Linked DNA regions of Homo sapiens: regions 2, 3 and 4 are each linked to region 1. Evidence: read pairs that join two places in POLR2A ChIA-PET (ENCODE). Cell type or tissue: MCF 10A. All regions are shown on one strand. Links, peaks and the distances in the headings refer to the core of each region. The heading gives the core; the rest is flanking DNA.

What was found. ChIA-PET counts read pairs that join two places held together with the same protein. Peaks named below come from ENCODE experiments on the same cell type or tissue, not always from the same donor. Only the 100,000 strongest peaks of a DNase experiment are listed, where the experiment ranks them.
Region 2: POLR2A ChIA-PET joins it to region 1 with 21 read pairs; 13 of 35 experiments call an interaction of 5 or more read pairs at or near these places.
Region 3: POLR2A ChIA-PET joins it to region 1 with 36 read pairs; 9 of 35 experiments call an interaction of 5 or more read pairs at or near these places.
Region 4: POLR2A ChIA-PET joins it to region 1 with 12 read pairs; 6 of 35 experiments call an interaction of 5 or more read pairs at or near these places.

The regions. Positions count from the first base shown.
Region 1 is chr21:41,681,994-41,688,078 of GRCh38, reverse strand. The region is part of intron 1 of LINC00111 (long intergenic non-protein coding RNA 111); the gene reads right to left. Among named protein-coding and RNA genes, the nearest start is that of LINC00111, 5.7 kb to the right of the region's middle. RefSeq lists an enhancer at 1,657-2,576. In MCF 10A, for the core only: no CTCF peak of the experiment used is centred there; a DNase peak (open chromatin) is centred at 3,428.
Region 2 is chr21:41,749,080-41,755,164 of GRCh38, reverse strand. RIPK4 (receptor interacting serine/threonine kinase 4) reads left to right here. Exons shown (of 8, transcript NM_020639.3): 3 at 3,920-4,068; 4 at 5,962-6,011. Among named protein-coding and RNA genes, the nearest start is that of MIR6814, 5.3 kb to the right of the region's middle. RefSeq lists an enhancer at 1,533-2,324. In MCF 10A, for the core only: no CTCF peak of the experiment used is centred there; DNase peaks (open chromatin) are centred at 2,824, 3,414 and 4,174.
Region 3 is chr21:41,627,152-41,633,236 of GRCh38, reverse strand. No RefSeq gene overlaps it. Among named protein-coding and RNA genes, the nearest start is that of LINC00111, 49 kb to the left of the region's middle. In MCF 10A, for the core only: no CTCF peak of the experiment used is centred there; DNase peaks (open chromatin) are centred at 1,106 and 2,736.
Region 4 is chr21:41,784,007-41,790,091 of GRCh38, reverse strand. No RefSeq gene overlaps it. Among named protein-coding and RNA genes, the nearest start is that of RIPK4, 20 kb to the right of the region's middle. In MCF 10A, for the core only: no CTCF peak of the experiment used is centred there; a DNase peak (open chromatin) is centred at 3,381.

The sequences.
Region 1 (6,085 bases), core at 1,060-5,059:
CCAGGAGTCTCCTTCCGCTGGAGTCGAACTCACTGTGCCCTCTGTGGGCTCCATCTCTCACAGCCCCAGGACCCCTCACTCATGGACCCCATGTCCTGGGCCCTGACTGCACTGGCATTTGTAAGACCAGATAAAAACCTCTTGTCCTCAATTCTGAAGTCTAAAATACACAGAAAAGCCTGTTCTGTAATTCATTTGATGGCAAAATCTGATCTGATATGTGACTCATGCAGTAGCAGTTTCTGACCTGAACTGACTATAAAAATGCATTTAATGATCCTGCTCAGGGTGTGGAGACTGTGCTGTGTCACAGAAATATGAAGAGTGTTGCCCTTAAATATTAATAGATCCCACCATCGGGTTTGGGGATTGTTCGGTACATGCACCATTTTACTTTCCTGAAATTCAAAAATTTTGAACTTCTCTGACCCTAAGTGCTGAGAGGGCTTGTGCAGTGCTGTGGGTGGGGCTCACAGTGAGTCAAACCAACCAAGGTGCCCTGGTCACCTGATCGTCACACACCAGCCCCATTGATTCTCACGGCAGCCCCTGGTGAGGAGCTTCTGTGGTCCCCATTTTGCAGATGAGGAAACTGACATATAAAGCGCTAGGAAAGTTGCCCAAGGACATGAGGCACAGGCAGGATTTGAACCCAGGTGTTCCGGTTCCAGGGGCCAGGTTTTTAAGCAATGTGGCATGATGGCTTTTGACGCCTGATCTCAAACAGAAAAGATACCTCCTGAATTCATGCTAAGGATGCAGCTCCCTAACTCCACGTATTGAATAAGGTTTCCCCGGAGCTTCTTTCAGGATAGGAAAGGCGCTGGGCTTTCGTGGTCCAGCCATCTGATTCCCGAAGAAGCAACAAGGCCCTGGCTAAATCACAGTGAGATGAATCCCTGGGGACTTGAGACTCGCGTAAACATCAGAAGAGGGTCCCCCCACTTTGGCAGAGGAGAACACCCTGAGAGAGGCAGAATGGAATAAGAGAAGCTTGAGGACATTGGATTCAGCCAGAGTTGGGTAGGAAGCCCATATGAATAGCTCAAGCCTTGTGACAATTGTCAATTCATTGTCCACTTGTAAAATGTGTAATGTCCTTCATAGGTGTCTTAGTCCACTTACGCTGCTAGAACAAAATCCCATAGGCTGGAAGGGCTTATAAACAACAGACATTTGTTTCTCACATTTCTGGAGGCTGAAAGTCCAAGGTCAAGGCACCAGCAGATTCGGCGTCTGGTGAGGGCTTTCTGGTTCAAAGAGCGCACTTTCTCGCTGTGTCCTCACTCGGGGGGAGGGGAGAAATCTGATCTTTTCATCTCATTATAGGGGCGCTTGTCCCATTCATGAGGGCTCCACCCTCAAGAGCCGACCACCTCCCAAAGGCCCTGCCTCCTAATATCAGCAGATCGGAGGTTAGGCTTCAATATATCGCTTTGAGGGGGGCACAACCATTTCAACCCTAGCAAGAGGTTTTAAGTTCCTTGAAACTTAGAGTGCTGTTTTCCTTCCTTCCTCCCTTTTTCCATTCACCATTTATCAGACAGTGTGTTAGACACTAGGCAATTAGAGCAAAAAGCCCTGCTCCCTGCCCTTGAGGAGTTCCCAGCCCCTCCTGCACTACCCGAGGGCTTGCCTGTAGCAAGCATTCAGTAAGCTACAAAATGCAAAGTATAACAAACGGATCTACCCCTTTGGAGTAGAAAAAACCCAATGTTATCCCAAGAATGGCCACGTGGCTTGGTCCTTGAGATGACATGATGTGCAAACACCAGGACCCAGGGATTCGTGATCCATTTGGCTATTGATAGCAGCAAAGACATTTTTCCTTCCCTTTTGGGAAACAGTCATGGTTGCTGTTCAAGCTAAGAGTGAGGGCCTTGAAAGCAGCTCTGCACTGGGAAAGCAGTTTCAAGTCCATACCCCACTGCCCACCTGCCCCACACTGCTGATTCCAGACCAGGGAGCGGAGCCAGGCAGTTACCCCAGGCCCCGTGCTCTGCACCCTGAGGGTGACTTTCTGAGGGTGTCAGCTGGTGACCATGACCATAGGCATGGACACCTCACTGTGGAGGTCACCTGTCTTGAGCAGGGAGAGGCTCGTACCCTGTTGACAGGAGGATAGTGGGGTAGGAGGCCAGGGGCACCAGTTCAGGCCCCCCACCTCTGAGTCCCTGAATCTTCCTGGCCTGTGAGCTGCCCTTGAGTTTCCCTTTGTCTCCATCGCTGCCTCCCCTCCCTCTCCCAGCAGCAGCACCGCCAGGACTGTTCCACCGAAGCCAGGTGTGGGTGGGGGTGTTCCCAGATGCAGGAGACAGGAAGACCCAGGAGCAGCCTGTGGTTGGCAAGGTGGGGTCCAGGAGTGGTGTCAGGGGATGTCCTGGCTGCTCAGCACAGCAGGAGGCAGGCCCAGCTAGGAGGCAGGAGGAGGCTGGGGAGGGGTCCCTGCAAGGGTGGCAGGGAGTTGTCATTTGGGAGGTGGGCTAGATATGGGGGAACACCACGGGCCTGGGGCTCAGGAGCAGCTTCCAATTCCTAGAGAGGTCTGGAGTGTGCAACGAGTATTGGAGAAACAGAAGTTCCAGGTCTGGAAAAACAGGGGTTCCCAGCAGGGTGACAGGCGCTGGGGACAAGGTGGGGTCAGATGCTGGATCGTGTACAAGACAAGGGCTCCCTAAGAAGAAAGCAGGTCAGAACTGAAGGCAGAGCTGGGTGTGGGCCCCCTTAACCAGCTCCTCCAGCCAGACTCAGGCTCAAGTCCCTGTGGTTGGCTGAATAATGGCCTCCAAAGAGAGCCTCATCCTAACCCCAGGACCGGTGAATGTGACCTTACCTGGTGAAAAGGACTTTGCAGATGTAAGGAAGGATGTTGCAAGGGGGAGAAGGGGGAGATGACCGTCTATGATCTGGCGGTCCCTAAATGCCATCACAAGGGTCCTTACAAGAGGGAGATGGAGGGAGGTTTGAATACAAACGAGGAGGAGGCCGTGCGACCACGAGGCAGAGATGGGAGCGATGCAGCCACAGGCCCAGGGACCCCCGCAGCTGCCGCAAGCTGGGAGAGGCAGGTAGGATCCTCCCAGAGCCTCCGAGGGTGCTGCCTACAACTCGGTTTTCACGTTTCACACCTAAGACTCATTTCAGAATTCTGGGCTCTAGGACTATAAGATAATACATTTCTGTGGTTTTAAGCCACTAAATCCATAGCCATGGATTCAGCAGCTGCAGCCGCTCCTGCAGTCCCAGGGGCAGGAAGTCAGGTCCGTTCTCCCTGCCCCGGGGCCATCTCGGGAACAGAAGATATTTGGGAAAACATTTTGTGGAGGTGGGGCTGGGAGAGGCTCTGTTTTCATTTTGTACCTTCCTGTACTGTTTGGATTTTCTTCCAGTACAGGTCTTTGTTTTTCGCAATGTCTCCAGGAGTTATCCACGGGGAGAGATTTTGTGTTTCCTTGTTTGTACTCGTCTGTGTTAAAAGAAAACTCTCACACCCACTGCCTGGTCGAGGTCGTGTTTGCTGGGTCCTCTGGTTACTCACAGTGGAGGAATTTCGTATCTCCAGCTCCCGCCCCACCCACCTCTCCTGGCTCCTCTCCCTCCTCCCGTTTCTCTCCCTCCTCCCTCCCCTCATATCAACCCCCTCTCCTGCAGAACAAAAAATAACCTAGTCTCTCCCTGCCCGTAGCACCCCAGCCCGTCTTGTTACGGACACCCCTGTCCTCAGGGGGCCTTTTCAAGGTACATTTTCCTACTGGAAGGTGGTGCCTTTTCCACGCAGCACATCCTGCCTCCCTCGGATGATGTATTTCCCCTTGTTACAAACTAATGATAGCTACCATTCATTGCACACTTGTTTAACACCTTTTATAAAGTCAGGGCTTGACCAACATGGTTTCCATCTGCGCAGCCATTTCAACAACCGGCTGCTGTCACCCCAGCTCCAAAACAGCAGCGAGGTGATGAAATAGCTTTGTCAAGGTGAGAAAACTACAGCTGTGGGAAATTTGGAGACTGGCCCAAGTCAATATGGCCAGTGATGACTGACTAGTGTCACTGGCCTGTCTGACTTCAAGGTCGGCAGGCCCAAGTGGGCGCTGCTTTTGCAGACATCTGCAGCTGGCCGCTACCGGAGGCTGTGGGCCCCTTCTTCAGCCTCGGGGAGGAAGCTTCTTCCCCATGGGAGCAGCACCTGTGCTGGGGCGGCCCTCATGCTGATTCTCACAAGGCCGAAGTGTGCACAGGAGTCCTATGTGGGCTCATGTCTTAGAAATCGGATGCTGGGAATGACGTCTCCTATGCAGCCTCCAGCTCTACTCTGCGGCAGGTGAAGATCATTTTTCTGAACTGCCCTCAGAGCTACAGCTAGAGAGTCATTGATTTCTTCTATCATTATTTTCTTTATTTTCAGTGGGTTTCTGAGTAGAGGTGCTCACACATGCACTTGTGTTTATGAACACACACACACGTAAAGACCAGTAGGTTACCTTTAATCTTATTTTTTTCAGCTTAACATAGCCTTTATTGTGTGAAAACCTGAAGCAAAAATGATGTAAGAAACCAAACAAATCTGTGTCTTTATTGTTTGGGTCTGTGACGTGTGTGCGTGTGTGTGTGCACGTGTGTACCTATGTGTGTGTCTGTGTATGCATGAATGAGTGTGTGTGTGGTTGTGTGTATGTTAGATACATGCCTTTTGACTGATCTCAGCTCCCAAATCCATTTCTGGAGCCTTAAGAAAATGGATGAAATTAACACGGTCAGCACCCTGTGGGGGCCACAGGGCATTGTCTGATACCTCGGTGAGCAGGTGGGTGAGGACAGCCTCTGTCTAAACTGCTTGTCTGCAGTGGGTGGACCTGGTTTTTTATTTAAAACACTCGCAAGTGTTGGATGCCTTCTGAAGATAGCACAGGGGACGAGATGGTGACAGTGAGGGGACTCCCCACCCCACCCCTGGCCACCGAGAAGAAAAGTGGAGAATACCATTGCTTTCAGAAAGTCAAGCTACAAAACCTACACATGTCTGGGCAGAGGTCAGGCCCTGTACATGGGCTGGCTGGCTCTGCCTCTGGGGAAGCCTGGATGTGCCAGGCCTGGGCGTGTGTGCTGGGGGGGAATCCTGTTCAGGGAAGAGCGGTCCAGCTGAGGAGAGCAGGTCTGGAGGCCTCCAGTGAGACGGTGGGAGGCGGAACATCTCAGAGCAGAAGCAGAAAGTGATGGCGCGGGAACGGTGAGCCTTGACAGCTGCCGCCTCTCCATCCCAGCGCCCCTGCCTCTCCGCCCCGGCGCCCCTGCCTCTCCGTCCCAGTGCGGCCTCCCTGCTTCCTTCTGATAATCCGCCTGTCTGCAGGCCAAGATGCTGTGCGGGTCACTCTCTGGGCTGCCTGACATTCATTCTTCTCACCCAGGAGAAGCAGATTTTCTGGTTTGTGCCTCAGCCTCATGGGTGTGCCCGTGCCAGGCAGGGTGAGAGACCTACAAAACCTCTCAGCCTTCTGAGTCAGAGGTTGTACCCATTTTGCAGATAAGGAATCAGAGGCACCACGAGGTGAAAGGACTTGCCTCAGCTGCTCGGCGAGGCTGGAGCTTGGGCCAAGGTAGTTGGGGCCCAGAGCCCGTGCCCTGGAGCGCTGCGTCGGTGAGGTGCTCAAATTGCATGAGGCTGGAGTTTCTGGGCCTGCCAGAGCGGGGAATAGAAGGCTCACCGTGGAGGCACTGACCCTGCTCCGAGGGGCTCGGAGTCTGGTGAGGGCCAGACACAAAGCAGGTCATTTCTACATTGTGATCGGGGTACTGAGAAAACTGAGGTGGCCGGAGATTGTGTCTACTTCTGTAGACAGCCACGGACACAGCACATGGCGGGAGACCAGAGAGAAGCCACTGACCGGCAGAGGCTGTCCCAGAGGCTGGCGCTGGGGGCCCTGCAGGGGTCCAGGTGCCCCAGAGTCTGGTGCTGGGGGCTCCCCAGGGGTCCAGGTGCAGAAGGGCTTTCCCGGATGAGGGAACAGCAGGTGTCAAGGCTGGCAGCAGTGACTGTGCTGATGATGTCTGGGGGCCCCAGCTGTGGGAGGTGGCGGGAACAGGG
Region 2 (6,085 bases), core at 1,322-5,321, 67 kb before region 1:
GATTCCCGTTTCCTGTGATGGGCAGGGCTGGGCCTCACATGCGGACCCCCCATTCCCGCCAACATTTACGGGCTTGTTTCTAGGTAGCACAGGCTCTGGGGCCCTAATGACTAGTAAGCTCTGCCGTCCAACGTGCACTGAATACCGGAAAGGACATGCTAGAGGCTTCACCTGCGGGAGCTGCCCTCATCCTCAGAGCAGAGGTGCAGAGTGGACGGTGGCCTCTGGTTCTCGCTGAGTCTCTGCTTAGAGTGAGTAAATTAGCAGCCAGGATCGTCCAGCTGTAAGTCACGGAGCAGAGACCTTGATTTCCACCTGGCCTGCCACTGTGCTTGACATGAAAGAAACCAAATGACCACTGCACGTAGCAGTCACTTGGGGGCAGGGTGTGTGGCCCGCAGGCTGGGCCTAGAGGCGGCCCTGTGGGAGGGGGTGGGAGTGCTCCTGGGGCTGGGCCTTCACACAGGGTGGGGCTTTTCTGCCCTCAGGAGTCGGGGCAGGCAGCAGCAGAGCCTTTAGGTGAAGGAAACAGCCCAAGAGACGCAGAGAGCTCTGGGCCTTCCTGCAGGGGCAGCAGGCAGCAGGGCTTCCCTGTCTTTCAGGACAGCTGCAGGGGGCGGATGCTGCCTGGAACTGCTTTCTCAGGGAGGCTGCTGTCGAAGGCACGCTGGGTGCTGGCCAGGAAGTGACAGGACATCTCTGTGTGGTGCCCCTGGGACATCTTAGGGCCCTGTGTACCCTGACAGGCCGCAGGAAAGATTGCTTTTGTGTGGCGTCCTTCTTAATCAGGCATGTTAGTCACCATCAAGAAGCCCAAAAACAAACCGAAAAATACCTTTACGTGACATACTTATTTTTTCTGTGAAATAGCTACTGGTGTGCGTAGAGTGCAGCAGGGAGTGTGTGTCGGGGTTCTGAGAGTCAGCGCCTTTGTTCCTGAAGACGAAGTGTGGAAGCTTTGCATGGACTGACCACTGGGCTTCTGGGCAGTCCTCAGTAGACAGTTATTCAATGCAGGAAAACTGTAATCCAGAATCCTGCAATTAGATCCTAAGTTGCCATTCCAGTGCTGCCATTCGCCTCTGAGATGGGCTCCCTCAGTGCTCAGGGCTCGATTCAAACTGGAAATATCACAGCAACTGTCTACTTCATGAAGCAGTTAAATGTAAATAGTATACAAAGTAATAGTATCAAATTAATGCTTGATATTATTCAACATTACATATACTAAATACCAATATTAAGATACTAGTTGGAATCAATTTCAACTTAAAAATGAAATAACTTGGTTTAAAATCTCAGGCTGCATTTATATGTCCAGTTAGCCCAAAACAGACGCTTTTCAAAGGGTCACACGCGGGTCACGTTCTGCTGTGTCTTTCTTTTAGAGGCAGCAAAACCCCGGCAGGCTGCTTTCTTAGTCTTGACAGCTGGACCTTGAAGTTGAAGGGCCATGTGCTTGGGGGCAGCTGTGAGCCCTCAGCTCTTGGAGATGCAGAGTCGGGTGCTGATGAGAGTGTTTGTAACTCTTGAAGCATTTGCTGGTCAGAGTGGATGCCACAGTAGCTCGCTGTTGAGGACACGGGGTGAGGGGCAGCTTGGGTGGGAAGATGAGGAAAGGCGGAGGGGAAATGCAGCCGGCCAGGAGTCCGAGACATGGAGGGAGGAGAACATAGAGGGTCAGTGACCCTCCTAGAATTCTCAATTCCGAGCTTGCATTTTGTTGCCAGAGGTTTTACAGAGAATTTCTGCTCGTTTTCTTTTCACCAAGTATAGTTTGGAGTGGCTGGCTCTATCTGACAAAGACAGGAGGAGAAAAGGCTGCAGGCCTGGGGAAGCACCAGGCTGAGATCTCTGCACCCCTGTCGTTTTTCTTTTCTTTTCTTTTCTTTCTTAATGATCTCAGATGTCATTTAATTTTCACAACAAAGCTACAGGATGGGTACTGCTATTGCCTCCTTTTATGAAAAAAGGAAACAGGCACAGAGAGGCTAATAGTCCAGGGCCACGGAGCTACTAACTTGTACAGGCAAGATTAGAACAGTGAGTCTGATCCTTAACTAACCGTGGGAGGGAGATATTTTTTTCCTACATTCAACCATACAGGGGGAGGAGGAATTGCCTAGAAAGTATGTGATGCTTTCTTTATTTTTATTATTATTTTTTATTTTACTTTTAGTTCCGGGATACATGTGCAGAATGTGCCAGTTTGTTACATAGGTTTATATGTGCCATGGTGGTTTGCTGCACCCATCCACCATCTAGGTTATCACCTAGGTTTTAAGACCCGCATGCATTAGGTGTTTGTCCTAATGCTCTCCCTTCCCTCTTCCCCTACGCACCGACAGGGCCCGGCGTGTGATGTTCCCCTCCCTCTGTCCATGTGTTCTCATTGTTCAGCCCATTTCTGAATTTGAAGGCTTTCAAGCCACTGATGACTGTTGAACTGAAACTTCCTGTGCTCTGGAGCTATTTGGAGAGTTAGGACCCGTTGTTGTGTCCCAGCGTCCAGCAGCCGCCGGGGTTTGCAGGGTCGGGTGATGGCGTTCCTCTGGGGAGCTGGCGCTTTCCCTGGAGTGCAGAGTGTGGCTCTCAAGGGCGGTGCAGGCCTGAAGGCCCTGGGAGAAATGGAAGTGGGAGGACATGAGAGCCGCTGGAGTCGAGGCCTTGTCCTGGTGCTCCTGGCTGCAGAGAAGGAGGGCCGGTCCCTGCTCGCAGGCCTTCCCCCCTACCTCCCTGCAGATGTGCTCAGGATCCCTGGAAGCCCGAGTCACAGGTCATAAATTCTCCCAGCTGTTTGGTGCTGATGACAGCAGCCCTATTGGCTCACCACATGGGCATGGCCAGCCCAGAATTAAGGCCTGACTCAGCCTCATTTCCTGTCACTCCATGGGTGTGTTTGAGAGGAGCTCAAGAGTTAATGAAAAGGGTTTTTAAAAAAATCCATATGCCTTGAAGGAAAGTTGAGAGCAGCACTCCCCCTGGATCAAGAGTCCCATTAATGCTGATGACTTGTGTCTTCATCCCACATACGGTTTTCAGCAGCTTCAAAGGGGACTGAGTTACACTGGAGAGGGTAGGACACTGGCAGGAAAGGGGATGCCCCCGAGAGAGGTCAGACCGGGGGTCTGTGAAGTCTCCCCAGTGAGCTCCAAGGTCACCTTTGCCCGAAGGAGACCTGAGACCTGCCTCCCCTGAATGCGGACGTTGAGGGCATTCCTGGAGGAGCTGGGTGGCCGGTGCTCCTTGGGGCCCGGGCGCTGCCAGCAGAGGTGTTTATCAGACCTTCACTCGAACACATGTGTTTGAAGCAGCCAGCCAGTGTCTGCTGATCACAAAACACTCCAGATGGACGGGGCTCTGAGGCGTGTGTTTTGTTTGCTTTAAAGTTTAAAGGGCTTCTGAAGGTGTGTTTCTGTGTTTCCCTTTAAAGGACTTGCAGCCACTTGCCCGCCAGCCTCCCCAGCTGGCAGGTTGCATAACCTGCTCCCCGACTTCTCTAGGAGCAGACCTGGTCTTCACATGTGTCTCTCTTTACCTGAACCCTCGAAGGCTTGTTTTTTTCCCTTTATGCCGGCTCAGCCGGCTCTCAACCACCATGGCAAACATGATGCTTTACAGAAGGTGGATTCTAATTCTTCTGCAGTTCTGTCCCGGATAACTCCTTCCTTACAGTACGATTCTTTCACCTGCCCGTCAAATGTGCTGCTCCTAATGCCTCCAGGCTTGCTTCTGCCCCAGAATCTGTCTCCCTCCCTGCCTGGGGCAGGGCTACCTGGAGAGGCACAGACACGGCTCTTAGGGGCTCCTGGAAAGCTCTCACCCACCCTCTGAGATTGCAGAAGGGAGCTTTTGATAAAGCATCATAAAATATCACTGTTGCAGGCTAATGAGCCCCGCTCTGATGGCTGTGTTGCAGATTTCTGATTTTGGTCTGGCCAAGTGCAACGGGCTGTCCCACTCGCATGACCTCAGCATGGATGGCCTGTTTGGCACAATCGCCTACCTCCCTCCAGAGCGCATCAGGGAGAAGAGCCGGCTCTTCGACACCAAGCACGATGTATACAGGTGTGTGACATGCCGCCCCCCATCCCCTGTGGGTGCCAGGGGCTCTCAACCTCAATGCTTCATGCCCTGAGCTGCAGCTTTCAGAAAGGCCTCTTGCTGCCAGTCAGAAATGGGGCTCGGGCCAGGCGCGGTGACTCACGCCTGTAATCCCAGCACTGCGGGAGGCCGAGGCAGGAGGATTACTTGAGCCCAGGAGTTTGAGACCAGCCTGGGCAACATGGTGAAACCTCATCTCTACAAAAAATACAAAAATTAGCCCAGCTTGGTGGCGTGCACCTGTAGTCCCAGCTACTCGGGACTGAGGTTGGGGGATTGCTTGAGCCCGGGAGGTGGAGATTGCAGTAAGTCATGATTGCACCACTGCATTCCAGCCTGGGCAACAGAGCGCGACCCTGTCTAAAAAACAAACAAACAGAAAGGGGGCTAAGTCCACATAGAAGGGGTGGGTGCTTGTAGAGTTCAGGGATTTCTTTGCTGTGAGTGTTGCTAGCCAAGGAGGAAGGGTGTTCCCAGGTCCACATTTGGGCCAGGCTGACAGCCCTGCCCTGTCAGAGCCTTGGTGATTTCATGACCCGTGGGCTTTATGGCTTGTCTGTTGGAAGAACCTGCTGCTTTCAGTGGTCTGTACGCATGTGTGTTTGTACTTTCCGAAATTCACTCTGATTTTGTGAGGCGAGCAGCTCATCTTCTTCATGGCACTTAACCTTTGTTGGTCAGAGATCAATCCCCAAGTCACCTAGTCCCTTCCTTTTTCAAATTGTAAAGGTCTTAATCACACAGACTTCTTGGAGAAGAAAAGTGGGTGGGAGCGTGTGAGCAGGCACTAAGCCTCCCATTGTGGCTGTTATCCAGCAGCACTGTGACTCGGACCCCGCATGTGAGCTCTGCCTTTTGGTCACTGCCGCCGCCAGCAGCCCAGGCTGACTGGTTTGACAGTGGCCATTGTGCATGTGCTTAGCTGGGGCTTTAAGCTGAGAGTTGCCTGGAAGTGTCACTTTGGAGACTAGTCACAGCTTGTAGAGTTTGGGGAGATTGAGATCCTCTCCATTTATTTTAGAGTTTGGAGTTCCAGCTTTTGAACCTGCCGTTTGAACTAATTTTCGATGGTGAATTCGTTGTCTATAAACAGCCCTCACCAACTCAGTGCTCCTTGGAGGCTCAGTTTTCGGACTTCTGTTTTTCTTTTCTTTTTTTTTTTTTTTTTTTTAATCAATTTGGGCACTTTTTTTGGTGTATCCAGAGTAATGTACATGAACGTATCCCTCATATTATCTATATATTTCTAAGCAGCCCCCGAAAAAGGCTTTGGGGCGTTCAGCTGTGTTGTCTCCTACGTTTTCTGCGCACTTTCTTTAACAACCCTCTAATGATGAACTCTCAGTGAGCCTCTGTTAGGAACGCTGAAATCTCAGCAAGCCTACGTTAGGAACGCTGATCAGAACCAGAATCCGTGTTTTCAGAGAATGAAATCATTGTTGGGGGAGGGCATGGGAGTTGCCCATCATTCATTCATCCATTTCTTCAGTAAATGCCTGCGCAGGTGCTCTGTGCCTGGTGCTTGCGAGAAGATATCAGTGAGGCACACAGGCGCTGTTCCCCAGGAGCTCACGCCCCGCATAGGGTGGCACCCTCTTTGGAAGTCCCTCAAGCTGCCTGAAGATTGTAGCCCAGTTGGCGAAGTTACTTGAGTCTGTCTGACATCTGAGCTATCAACATGCTGGGCTTCACTATAGAGAATTTTCTCTTTTTAAAAACAGGAGAAATATCTCGGTGTCATGGCTCTGTCTTTGGAAGGCTTCAGAACAGGTGTCTTCACGCCTGTTGCTGTGCATGAGTGCATTTGGCTTTGAGTCTCTGGCTGTCAGATGCTAACGTGCCTGGTTTCTCTTCCAGCTTTGCGATCGTCATCTGGGGCGTGCTCACACAGAAGAAGCCGTTTGCAGGTGAGTGGACCTGTCTTTGAGGTGTAATGTGCTTGTCTTTCCTGGAATAATGGGGGGACACCTTGTTGTCCTTT
Region 3 (6,085 bases), core at 647-4,646, 54 kb after region 1:
CTTTCCCTGCGCACCTTTCGTCTGGTGCAGAGGGCTGTGATTACCCGCCCCCAACCCTTCTTACAAGTGACATAAAACTGTGGCATTCAGAGCAGCGACTTTCAAGCTGCCCCTGACTTAATGAGCTGCCAGTGGAGTTCTTGAGCTAGGTCAGAAGGAGGGGACGTAATTGCATGTTTGCTGCTGGAGGGAGTCCTCCTCTCTGGCGTTAGGTCTGAGGGGAGCAAGTGAAGGCTGACAGGTGCAAGAGGAAGTTGGTCACTGCCTTCCAGCTGGGCCTGGTGCCCAGGTGGAGGAGCCTCCAAACCTCTTGGCACAGAGGATCTGCCTGAGCCCACAGTGGAGCTCAGCCCTTGATACCCACACCTGGCCTGAAATAACCCTCCCCTTTGCAGGTGGCAGGGGCTGTACCTGGAAGCGAATGAGCTGAAGTTCCAGGGGCCCAATCTACTCCAACCCAGGGAGCACCCAGAGCTTCTGGGAGCTATAGAGGGTTGTAGGTGAGGAGAGGATGCCAGAATTCAATCTATTTAAAAGAGATTGCAGAAGGACAGAGGAAGAGACCTGAATCTCCATGGCGCTAACACTTTCTGGTGATTTATTCACATTCTAAATAGGAACTCATATTTGTATCTTACTTTGATTTAATGACTTTATATTATTTTTCTTAAAGAGAGCGAATTGTCTAAGCTTCAATCCAAAGCACCTGAAGGGGCTCCTGACTGCTGGTGTGTTCACAAGTCAGTGGCAAACAATTGTGAGCCGGAGGTGAGACCCACCCTGGCCTCCACCCAGCCCCATCAACCACACAGAGACTGGGTGTCGTGCACTCATCACAGGATCGAGATGTTTGCTCAAGGACTCCAAGCATCAGGGCTGCTGCCCTGTCCGCTGGGTGTCCCCAGACACGTTGCCTCCATGCGGGCTGGCGCTCATCTGCCTCTGCCTCAATCCTCCAGAGAGCACCTCTGGCACTCCTGACACAGGACAAACCAAAGCCCCCCTGCAGCTCAGAAACGCTATTTTGATGCCTCCCCCACCCCCTGCCTCTTCCCAGGTCATGAGTCAAGCCACTGCTTGAAGGAGCTCCTCCCTCAGGCCAGGCACTGTGCCAGCTGCCATCAGCTGCATAGCTGGGCCTATTTCTCTTGTTCGCTGTGGTTACAGGTGGAATCATGCCCCACCCCCAAACCTCAGGGCAGGACACCCGGTGTCCCTTGTCTCTTCCAGAGGGTCACCTGTGCCCTCATGCAGCAGCTCTGGTAGACACATTCTTCCGGTAACCCCATCTCCTCTTCCGCAGGGCCAGCTCAGGAACATCCACTGCCCCCCACTCCTCTCCTGGTATCCCCGCAGGCACAGCGGCAAAGCAACCCTTTCCCACACATCTTCCCATCTGCCCCTGCTCACTGCTGCCAGGGAGGTGCCACCTCCACGCTTACCCACTCTCAGGAAAGGACATAATCCACCCTCCCTCCAAGAGCTCATGGACTGCCAGGATCCTAAACATCATCCCACACTCCTGCTGTGTGGGGGCAAGGCCTCTCCAAGTGCCCCCACTGGCTGTTGCCCTCCTCCAGTCCTGCCTGGGCCCCCATGCCAGACCTGCCTCAGCTCTCCTCTGTGGGAGGATGTAGTGGTTGAATTGTGTCCCCTAAAAAGAAATATTCAAAAAGACAAGCTCACAATCTCCAGTACCTGTGAATGTGCACTTATTTAGAAATCAGCTCTTTGCAGTTGTAGTGAAATTAAGAAGAGGTCATACTGGGCTGTAGTGGGCCCTAAATCCAATGAGTGTCCTTATTGGAGACAGAAAATGTCACATCGAGACAGAGAGGAGGAGGCCACGTGAAGATGCAGGCAGAGAGTGACGTGGCCATGAGCCAAGGAGAGCCAGGGATTGCTGGAGCCACTGAAGCTGGAGAAAGGCAGGGACCGATTCTCCCAGAGCCTTCCTATGAAACCAGCCCTGCAGTCACCTTGATGGCAAACTTTCGGCCTCCAGAACTCTGGGAGGATCAATTTCTGTGACTTTAAGTCCCCGGTTTGTGGTGCTTTACCGCGGCAGCCTCAGCGAACGCATGCCGAGGATGGCAACCACGACAGCAGCTGCAGCCCAGCCCAGGCCGGCCCTGCCACCCTCTCCTGCTGGATCCTTCCCTGGGACAGCCCAGGCCTCGCTTCCAGGGAGAGGGAAGCACAGGGGACAGGGTGAGGGGCAGGGCAAGGTAGGCTCCACGACCGTGTGGAGCCGGCCCAGGGAGGGAGAACCCCCAGACGCATTTGGCACCCCAAGGGGAGACGGACCTCGGATTGAACCACACCTTGATATGTGTACTTGGGATTTGTCTTTTCGGGAGAGGGAGAGGTCAAAAAATAAAATAGAATTCCAGCTTTAGGGCAAATGACTGAGACCATCAATTCATGTGTAGGTATTGACTGAGGTTGATCATTTTGACTCTCAAACTGTGGTTGTAAATGATAATCGCCATGAATTCTGCAAATGATTGATGGTGCAACAGTTTAAATCCCTAGGAAGGAGTTGGCTAAGATTCTGTCAACACAACTTCAAGCCCTCGGTGTTTTTGGCTTCTTCAGGAGAACTGGATGATGGAAAACATTTTTTTTTTTCTTTTTAATCATAGCTGCCTGAATTGCTCATCATTGCTTAGACGGCTTGTGAAGGCAAACATATTGCCCCATAAATTCTCAACTGTCCTGTGCAGAGCGTCATGAGTCACCCGGGGTTCTTAAGGATGAATGGATGGTGGAGCGGCTTCTCAGGAAGATTAGCGAGAAGTCACGGCTGCGCTTGCCAGGCCAGGCCTCTGCAGAACTGACTCACGTGGACAAGGAAACAGCATCAGGGTAGGCGGCCTGACACGGAACTTTGAGAGCAGCGATTCTGCAACCTTCCACATAGGCGTACCCCCATGTGTCGGGGCGTCTCCCCATTTTGTTGTTGCTTTTTCTTATAGGTATGTACAGTAAGTCTTCACTTAACTTGCTTGATAGGTTCTTGGAAACTGTGACTTTCGGCAAAATGACATATAATGCAACCAGTTCACCACAGGTTAGTTGACGTAAACAAGAGTTAAGTTCTTAAGGCATATTTTTGGTCGCGAAAACATCGCCAAATTTTTATTGTTGGTCTTATTTTTATTTATTTATTTATTTTTTTGCTTTTTGTTTTTTTGAAACAGTATCTCCCTCTGCTGCCCAGGCTGGAGTGCAGTGGCACAATCATGGCTCACTCTATCCTCCACCTTCCAGGCTCAAGTGATCCTCCCACCTCAGCCTCCCCAAGTAGCTGGGACCACAGACACATGCCACAGCACCCAGCTAATTTTTAAATTTTTGTAGAGATGAGGTCTGGTCTCAACTCCTGGTCTCAAGCAATCCTCCTCCCTTGGCCTCCGAAAGTGCTGGGATTATAGGCATAAGCCATCACACCTGGCCCAAATTTTGAAATAAAGATCAAAACACTTCTAATATTAAACATCGAAACAAATATGAGCTTTTCATACATTTAAGAAAAATTAAAAACTGGTAACACTATTGAAAGCAATCTGCAGATTTGGTACAATCTCTGTCAAAATAGTTCACAGGAATAGAAAAAAAAATCTTAAAATTTGTATGGAACCCCAAAAGACCCCAAATAGCCAAAGAAATCCTGAGCAAAAAGAACAAAGCTGGAGGCATCACACTGCCTGACTTCGAAATATATTGCAAGCCTATAGTAACCAAAACAGCATGGCACTGGCATAGAAACAAACACATAGACCAATGAAACAAATTATCGACAGAAATTAATCCATGTATCTATAGTGATCCGATATTTGACAAAGGCACCAAGGACACTCATCAGGGAAAGTGTGGAGTCCTGATAAGATAAGTAAGCAACAATCAGGAGGGACCCCAGGTGGGGAAGGGCCCCAGGTGGGGAATAACAACGAACAATTATTCTGAGAGATGGCCAATCACAAACAACCGGATGACAGGATGACAATGACCTAGTTCCTGGTGGCCCCAGCAGCATGACCTCCTTTTGTTGGCCCCTCCAGCATGACCCTATAAAACTTCCCTCCAGCCCCTGCCTTTTTGTAGACAGCCCATTGCAACCTTGCAACCTTGCAACATATTCTCATACCTTCTCTAATAAATCTGCCTTTCTTTACCTACTACTCTCTTGGCAAATACCTTTACCACCTGCGACACCAGCCCTAGCTAGTCACCACCCGTGACAGAAAGGCAGAAATCTGCCTTCTTTACCTTTTTTCATGTATGTGTTGGCCATTTGTATGTCTTATTCTCGGAAATGTCTGTCACATCATTTGCCCATTTTTAAATTGAATTGGTTTTGTTGTTGTTTTGCTCTTGAGGTGTTTGAGTTCCTTGTATATTCTGGATACTAATCTTTCATCAGATGAATACTTTACAAATATTTTCTCCTATTCTGTAGATTGTATTTTCATTTTGTAGATTGTTTCCTTCGCTCTGCAGAAGCTTTTTAGTTTGACATAATCCCATTTGTTTATTTTTGCTTTTGTTGCCTGTGCTTTTGAGGTCTTATTTGTAAAATCTTTTCCCAGACCAATGTCCTAAAGCATTTCCCTGTTTTGTTTTTTCTAGGAGTTTTATAGTTTTGGGTCTTGCCTTTGAGGTCTTTGATCCATTTTCAGGTGGCTTTTGTATGCAGTGAGAAGTGGGGGCCTAGTTTTATTCTGCTGACATCTGCACTCCCAGTGTTTATTGGAGCAATATTCACAATAGCTGAGATATGGAATCCTGGCTTGTGTCCAACAACAGATGAATGGATAAAGAAAAACGGGGCGTATATACACCATGGAATACTATTCAGCCATATGTAAGAATGAGATCCTGTCATTCACGGTAATGCCCTTCCATTGCAGGATCAGATCCACATCCACACTCACTCCAGACAAACGGAACTGGAGAGCATGATGCTGAGTGAAACAAGCCAGGAACAGAAAGCTAAACCCTGCACGCTGTCACTCACACACAGAAGCTAAAAAAAGTGGATCTCATAGACATAAAAAATAGAACAAGGGGCCAGGTGTGGTGCCTCATGCCTGTAATCCCAGCACTTTGGGAGGCCGAGGCGAGTGGATCACCTGAGGTTGGGAGTTCGAGACCAGCCTGACCAACATGGAGAAACCCCGTCTCTACTAAAAATACAAATATTAGCCGGGCTTGGTGGTGCATGCCTGTAATCCCAGCTATTTGGGAAGCTGAGGTAGGAGAATCACTTGAACCCGGGAGGCAGAGGTTGTGGTGAGTGGAGATTGCACCATTGCACTCCAGCCTGGGTAGCAAGAGTGAAACTCTGTCTCAAAAAAACAAAAACAAAAAAGTAGAACAGGGGATGTTGGAGGCTGGGAAGGATAGGGGGAAGAGGGGGAAAGAGAGAGACTTGTTAAAGGACATAAAATTACAGCTAGATAGGAGGAATAAGTCATCATGCTCTATACAACTGTGGGATGACTATGGTTAATTATAATATATCATAGAGTTTCAAATAGCTACAGGGAGGATATGAATGTTACCACACAAACACATGACAAATGCTTGAGATGAGGGCTGGGTGCATTGCCCTGATCTGGTTACCATCAAATGGTTTGCACATGTTCTTCTACTTGTGTCATATTTAACAATAAAGAAGTTTCCCCATCTTTAGGCTGGGCGTGGTGGCTCATGCCTGTAATCCTAGCACTTTGGGAGGCTGCAGCAGACTGATCACTTGAGGTCAGGAGTTTGAGACTAGCCTGGCCAACAGAGTGAAACCCCGTCTCTACTAAAAATACAAAAATTAGCTGAGTGTGGTGGCGGGCGCTTGTAGTCCCAGCTACTCGGGAGGCTGAGGCAGGAGAATCACTGGAACCCTGGAGGCAGAGATTGTAGCCAGCTGAGATTGAGCCATTGCACTCCAGCCTGGGTGACAGAGCGAGACTCCATCTCAGAGAAGTTTCCCCATCTTTAACAGTCTGAAACCATTGCTTTAGTCCACTCACTCTCTTATACATCATATGGATGGAAACATTACCACGTACCCCACAAATATGTA
Region 4 (6,085 bases), core at 1,334-5,333, 100 kb before region 1:
TTACTGAGATAGTAGATTCACATACAGTTATCGAAAATCATTCAGAGAGATCTCTTATACTTTGTCTGGTTTCCCCCAGCGGTAACAGTTTGAAAAACTATTGTACTAGATCACAGTTAGATTTGACTTTGATATAATCCACTGGTCTTATTCAGATTTCATTTATACCCTGTGTGTGTGTTTGTGTGTGTATTAGATTCTATACAATGCTGGTGTATCATTGTGTTGGTCTGTTTATCTGCCCCACGTCAAGATACCAAATGTATCACTTTTTGAGATTGGTTTTTCCTTTTTTTCTTTTGTGTTTGTTTTTGAGACAGAGTCTCCCTCTGTCACCCAGGCTGGAGTGCAGTGGCTCAATCTCAGCTCACTGCAACCTCCACCTCCCGGGTTCAAGCGATTCTCCTGCCTCAGCCTCCTGAGTAGCTGGGATTACAGGTGTGCGCCACCATGCCCGTCTAATTTTGTATTTTTTTAGTAGAGACTGGGTTTCACCATGTTGGCCAGGGTGGTCTCAATCTTCTGACCTTGTGATTTTCCACTCAGCATCTCCACCCTGGAGATGCTCCCAAGTTGCTGGGTGTGTCAACAGTTCATTCCTTTTCATTGCTGAGACCATTATGCGGGTACACTATGGTTTATTTAGGCAGTAGCCCATTGAAGGACAATTTTGGGTTGTTTCCAGTTTGCAGCTATTCTGAATCAAAGTTGCTATGAATATTTGTGTGAATATTTTTGTGTACATGAGTTTTCATTTCTCTGGAATAAATGCCCAGGAGTCAGATTACAGAATTGAAGATCAGTGTATAGGTTTCTGGGGAATAATTGTGGAACTGCCTTATAACCAATGTTAAATCATTTAAAATGTGGTTTGTATTTTCCATGTAACTAGTATTGTGTAGTACGGGTTGTACAAATTATTCATGCTGTATTCTAAGAGAAAAATTTAACAATTAAGATCATAATTTGGAGAGATAAGAGAAAGAATTTGCCCAGTTCGGATGAACCATGGGGAGAAAAGGCTCCCAACATCTTTTACTGTTAACCATGTTTTTTCTGGGTCTAGGTGTTGTTGGAAGACATACTTCCTTAGCCATCAAAGCTTTGAAGCTTCAAACCAATAGCTGAAAGTGTTCTATCCAGTTTGAATTATCACTTGAAATTTTCAAGTCTTCATGAGCCTCGAAAATCCTCATCTCCAATGATTCACTCTTATTAATAAGATCACTAATGAATTCTTCAACTTTGTTCATTAAGTTATATTTGTTGTCCCTTTTCAGCAAATGGTAAAACATGATTATTCAAGCCTTTTAATTCTCCATGCTACCTTAATGATTAATGGAATGTAACTGTCCAGTAGAAAATGGTTCTTTATGACAAGTGATCTTTATTATGCTCGATGATTACATAATGGAAATAGCAAATGAAAAAGGCATTTATCTGACATCATTATGTAAATCTCATGTCTAAAATTGTAGTACATTCTGATGCCCCCTGGGTACATGTTGGCATTTAAATATAGAAGCTAGCGGTGTATTACTGTGCCTTATTTGGTTTTAAACAATCATATTCCCTGGACTGTCCCCATACATCCCAACCATTCCTATATAACCTTCTGGTGCCCAGCTTGGGACAGTCTATTAGAGAGGCTTGATAGATAAAATTAAAAAACAGTGGAAACTCCCAGTAAATACCACAGTGAAAAAAATACCCATGTCACATGCTCTAAGTATCTTCGTATCTTAGTCTCCCAAGCTAAGATCTTTTTACTGCAGGTGGTTCTCCACTTGGTAGATTGGACACTGATTTGTTTAGTGTCCAGAGCTTTAGAAACAGAGCTAAAATGTGTTCCTAGATTTTCAGTTACTATATGGGTCTTGAAAGCATCAGTAAAAATATAAAATTGAAAAGAATTCTATTCAAATATCCAGCTCATCAATTTAGGATAAGAGGAATAGCCCGATGTGCTATACTCAGTCATTCTACTAACATCGGCTCAGTCACCCCCTGAAATAATTGTTATCTCATTATTAGATGATTTAGGTTTCTCAATAAAAAGAATTCATTGTCAGTAAAACTGAATCATTCATTACTATTAGTTTTTTGAGGGAGAGTCTGACTTATGTCACTCAGACTGGAGTGCAGTGGTGCGATCACGGCTCACTGCAGCCTCAACTTCCTGGGTTTGGGTGATTCTCTTACCTCAGATTCCCGAGTAGCTGGGACTACAGGTGTGCACCACCATGCCCAGGTAATTTCTTTTTTTGGTATATCTTTGTTGAGACAGGGTTTCACCATGTTGCCCAGACTGGTCTCTAACCCCAGGACTCAAGCGATCTGCCCGCTTCAGCCTCCCAAAACGCTGAGATGACAGGCATACACCACCACACCTGGCCTCAGTAAAATATCATTACAAAATATTGTCTGAATGAATCTTTAATTTGATGTTTGTGGAACTGGGGTTCTTTTCTTTGTTTTTGGATCACTGTCAGTACTTTGGGAGAAATTGGGAATTGTGAGAGGCTGCTAGGCCCTTACTCAGGCCGAATAATTCTTTTAAGGAGAAGAACAATGAGAACGTGGATGGCGCACACTAGGCGGAAATGCATGGGCCCTAATGAAGAGCATCCCTCCAAGATTCAGTGGAACATTCCCAAAACAACCAGCAAGCAAATGTGTCACCAAACAGTGCAGAGACTTTTGTTTTTAAAACCAGGGACCTATTTGTGTGTGTGTGTGTGTGTGTGTGTGTGTGTGTGTGTGTGTGTGTGTTTCAAGATGGAGTTTTGCTCTTTTTGCCCAGGCTGGAGTGCAATGGTGCGATCTCGGCTCACTGCAACCTCCACCTCCCGGGTTCAAGTGACTCTCCTGCCTTAGCCTCCCGGATAGCTGCGATTACAGGTGCCCACCACCACGCCCAGCTAATTTTGTATTTTTAGTAGAGATGGGGTTTCTCCATGTTGGTCAGGCTGGTCTCGAACTCCCGACCTCAGGTGATCCAGCCGCCTTGGCCTCCCAAAGTGCTGGGATTACAGGCATGAGCCACTGCGCCCAGCTCATTTTTTTTTTTTTTTAATTTAAAAGGTAACAGCAAAACGCTCAATCGCTTTCCTGGCTCCTGACTGCTGTTTGCGATGTTTGCTGTCACGGCTGCAAACACAGCTGCCCGGGGAACTTTGTCCCACTCTGGATGTAATTAGCCACCCCCAACCCACACCTGCCTTCAGGTGGCGTCAAAGCTGAAATATTTTAACTGGTTATTCACCAGCCAGAGTCAGACTTCTGACTCGACGAGGCTTAACCTCAGCTTTGGTTTTCCGTGCAAATTGCTGTGAGAACTTCTGATGGGTGGACAAGTGGCTCCAGGCTCCAGTGACTCACAGCTGAGCCGAGCGTCCTTTTCCTCAACTCGGGACCAAATCAAGTTTTATAGCCCCCGGCAGCAACTTGACAACCATTGTTTCAAGCCAAGAGCAAGAACATGGCTAAACTACCCCAGACATGATTTATTTTCTTATTAATGAAACAAGTTGGAGAGATTTCCCAACTTCACGCAATCATCCAACAGCATTCCTGTCCACAAACTTCCTTGTGTTGGATTCTTTAGGATATTTCCTCCCGTTCTGTTCTTCTAAAGATCAAGTAGAGGTAATGATAGCCTTATGTCTAATAACCTTTCACTTCTTCAATCCACAGACTAACTCCTCATCCAGCCCTGCGTCGTTAACCGTTTTCTCCAGGCAATTTCTCCCCTCTTTGACTTTCCTACGAACCTTCAAGGACTTCAAGAATTGGTTGGAAGCCTTAACAGCTTTAAGTACTATTTGACATATTCTCCTTGAAGAGTCTCTGAAATTTACCATTTCTTTTTCTTTTCTTTTCTTTCTTTCTTTTTTTTTTTTTTTTTTTTTTTTTTTTTGAGACAGGATTTCCCTCTGTGGCCCAGACTGGAGTGCAGTGGTGTGATCATGGCTCACTGCAGCCTCGACCTCACGGGTTCGAGCCATCCTCCCACCTCAGCTTCCCAAGTAGCTGAGACTACAGGCATGAACCATCATGCCAGCTAATTTTTTTTTTTTTTTGTAGAGACAGAGTCTCACTATGTTGCCCGGGCTGGTCTTGAATTCTTAGGCTCAAGCAATCCTCCCACCTTGGCCTCCCAAAGTGCTGGGATTATAGGTGTGAGCCACTGCGACTGGCCCCCATTTAACTTCAATTACACCTGACTTTAAGCACATGGAGATTTTCTAGAGTGTATTGAGTGTTGTCTGTCTTTGATGATAAAGTTTGTGGAACATCACTGAGAGTAGGACCTTTTAAAAAGCCTCACTTTCCTGGGAGTGATAAAACAAAGAAGCACCTGAGCTGCTTTCCATGACTTTTTCTTTTCTTTTCTTTTCTTTTTTTTTTTTTTTTGAGATGGAGTCTCTTTTTTTATTTTGAGATGGAGTCTCACACTGTCGCCCAGGCTGGAGTGCAATGGCGCAATCTCGGCTCACTGCAAACTCCACCTTCTGGGTTCAAGCGATTTTCCTGCCTCAGCCTTTCGAGTAGCTGGGACTTGTAGTCTCATGTGCCACCACGCCTGGCTAATTTTTGTGTTTTTTGTAGAGACGGGGTTTCACCATGTTAGCCAGGCTCATCTCAAACTCCTGACCTCAAGTGATCCGCCCACCTCGGGTTCTCAAAGTGCTGGGATTACAGGTGTGAGCCACTGCGCCCAGCCCTAAATGTTAATTTTAAATAATTAGTTAATAATAATGATCCGTTTTGGTTCATCAGCTGTAATGAATGCACCACACCAATACAGATCTGGCGGGGATGCAGGAGCAGAGAGTGTGGGTGAGAATTCTGTGCTTTCTTCTTCTTTTTTTTTTTTTTTTTTTTTTTTGAGGCAGAGTCTCGCTCTGTTGCCCAGGCTGGAGTGCAGTGGTGCGATCTCGGCTCAGTAGGCTTAACTCAGAAATTTGCAGCAAAAAACACAATTACTTTTGCACCAACCTAATACCTAAGATAAATGAAAACATATATCCACAAAAGACTTACACACAATGTTCATAGTAGCTTCAGTTGGCAGAGGCATCCGGCTAGTGGGAATTCTAAGAGGAGAGAAGGGAGACAAAGGCAGAGTGGGACTGTCCAGGAGGCAGGAGGGGAGTCTCCCAGGACAGGAGGCTTTCAGTGCCTACTGCAGATGTAGTGCTGTGGGAATTTCGTTTTTCTTTTCTTTTTTCTCTTGTTTTTTTGTTTGTTTTTGTTTGTGTGTTTTGTTTTTGAGACAGAGTTTCGCTTTTGTTGCCCAGGCGGGAGTGCAATGGCACGATCTCGGCTCACTGCAACCTCCGCCTCCCAGGTTCAAGTGATTCTCCCGCCTCAGCCTCCCGAGTAGCTGGGATTACAGGCGCCCGCCACCAGGTCTGGCTAATTTTTTTGCATTTTTTTTTTTTTTTTTAGTAGAGTTGGGTTTTCACTGTGTTGGCCAGGCTGGTCTCGGACTCCTGACCTCAGGTGATCCACCTGCTTCAGCCTCCGAAAGTGCTGGGATTACAGGCAGGAGCCACCCTGCCCGGCCCCTTTTGTGGTAATTTCTGGACGATCTTCTTGACTCTTTAATGTTTAGTCTTGGCCTTCATGTTTTAATTTCTAAGCGTTCTTTCTGGTTATCTGGTCCTCCTTGTCCCCTACTCACTGTGTTCTAGTTTCATGGGTGACACATCTTCTCTGAAGATTTGAAGCTCTCCCTCTGCCACCAATCTCTGAACTGTCTGTTTCTTTTCTGTTTGTTTCCTACCTCTTGTACTGGAGGTTTCCTCAAATCTCTGCAAGCCTGAAGGTTCTTGGGGTATGGGTAGGGCTTGTGGACCTCTCAGCCTCACTGGTCACTTTCCCAAGGGGCCCCCAAATGCCAGTGTGTAGAACCTGCAGGTCCTCTGCATGAGGGATGGCGTTACATAAGATACATCTGGCTGGCAGTGTTCTGGAAGATAGGGGCAGGACGGGGAGACGTGAGTCATGCTGGAAAGTTCCGCAGGTCTTGGGCTGCCCCTGATGTAGCTGAGTGTGGAGCTTCTCAGGTTCAGTCTCA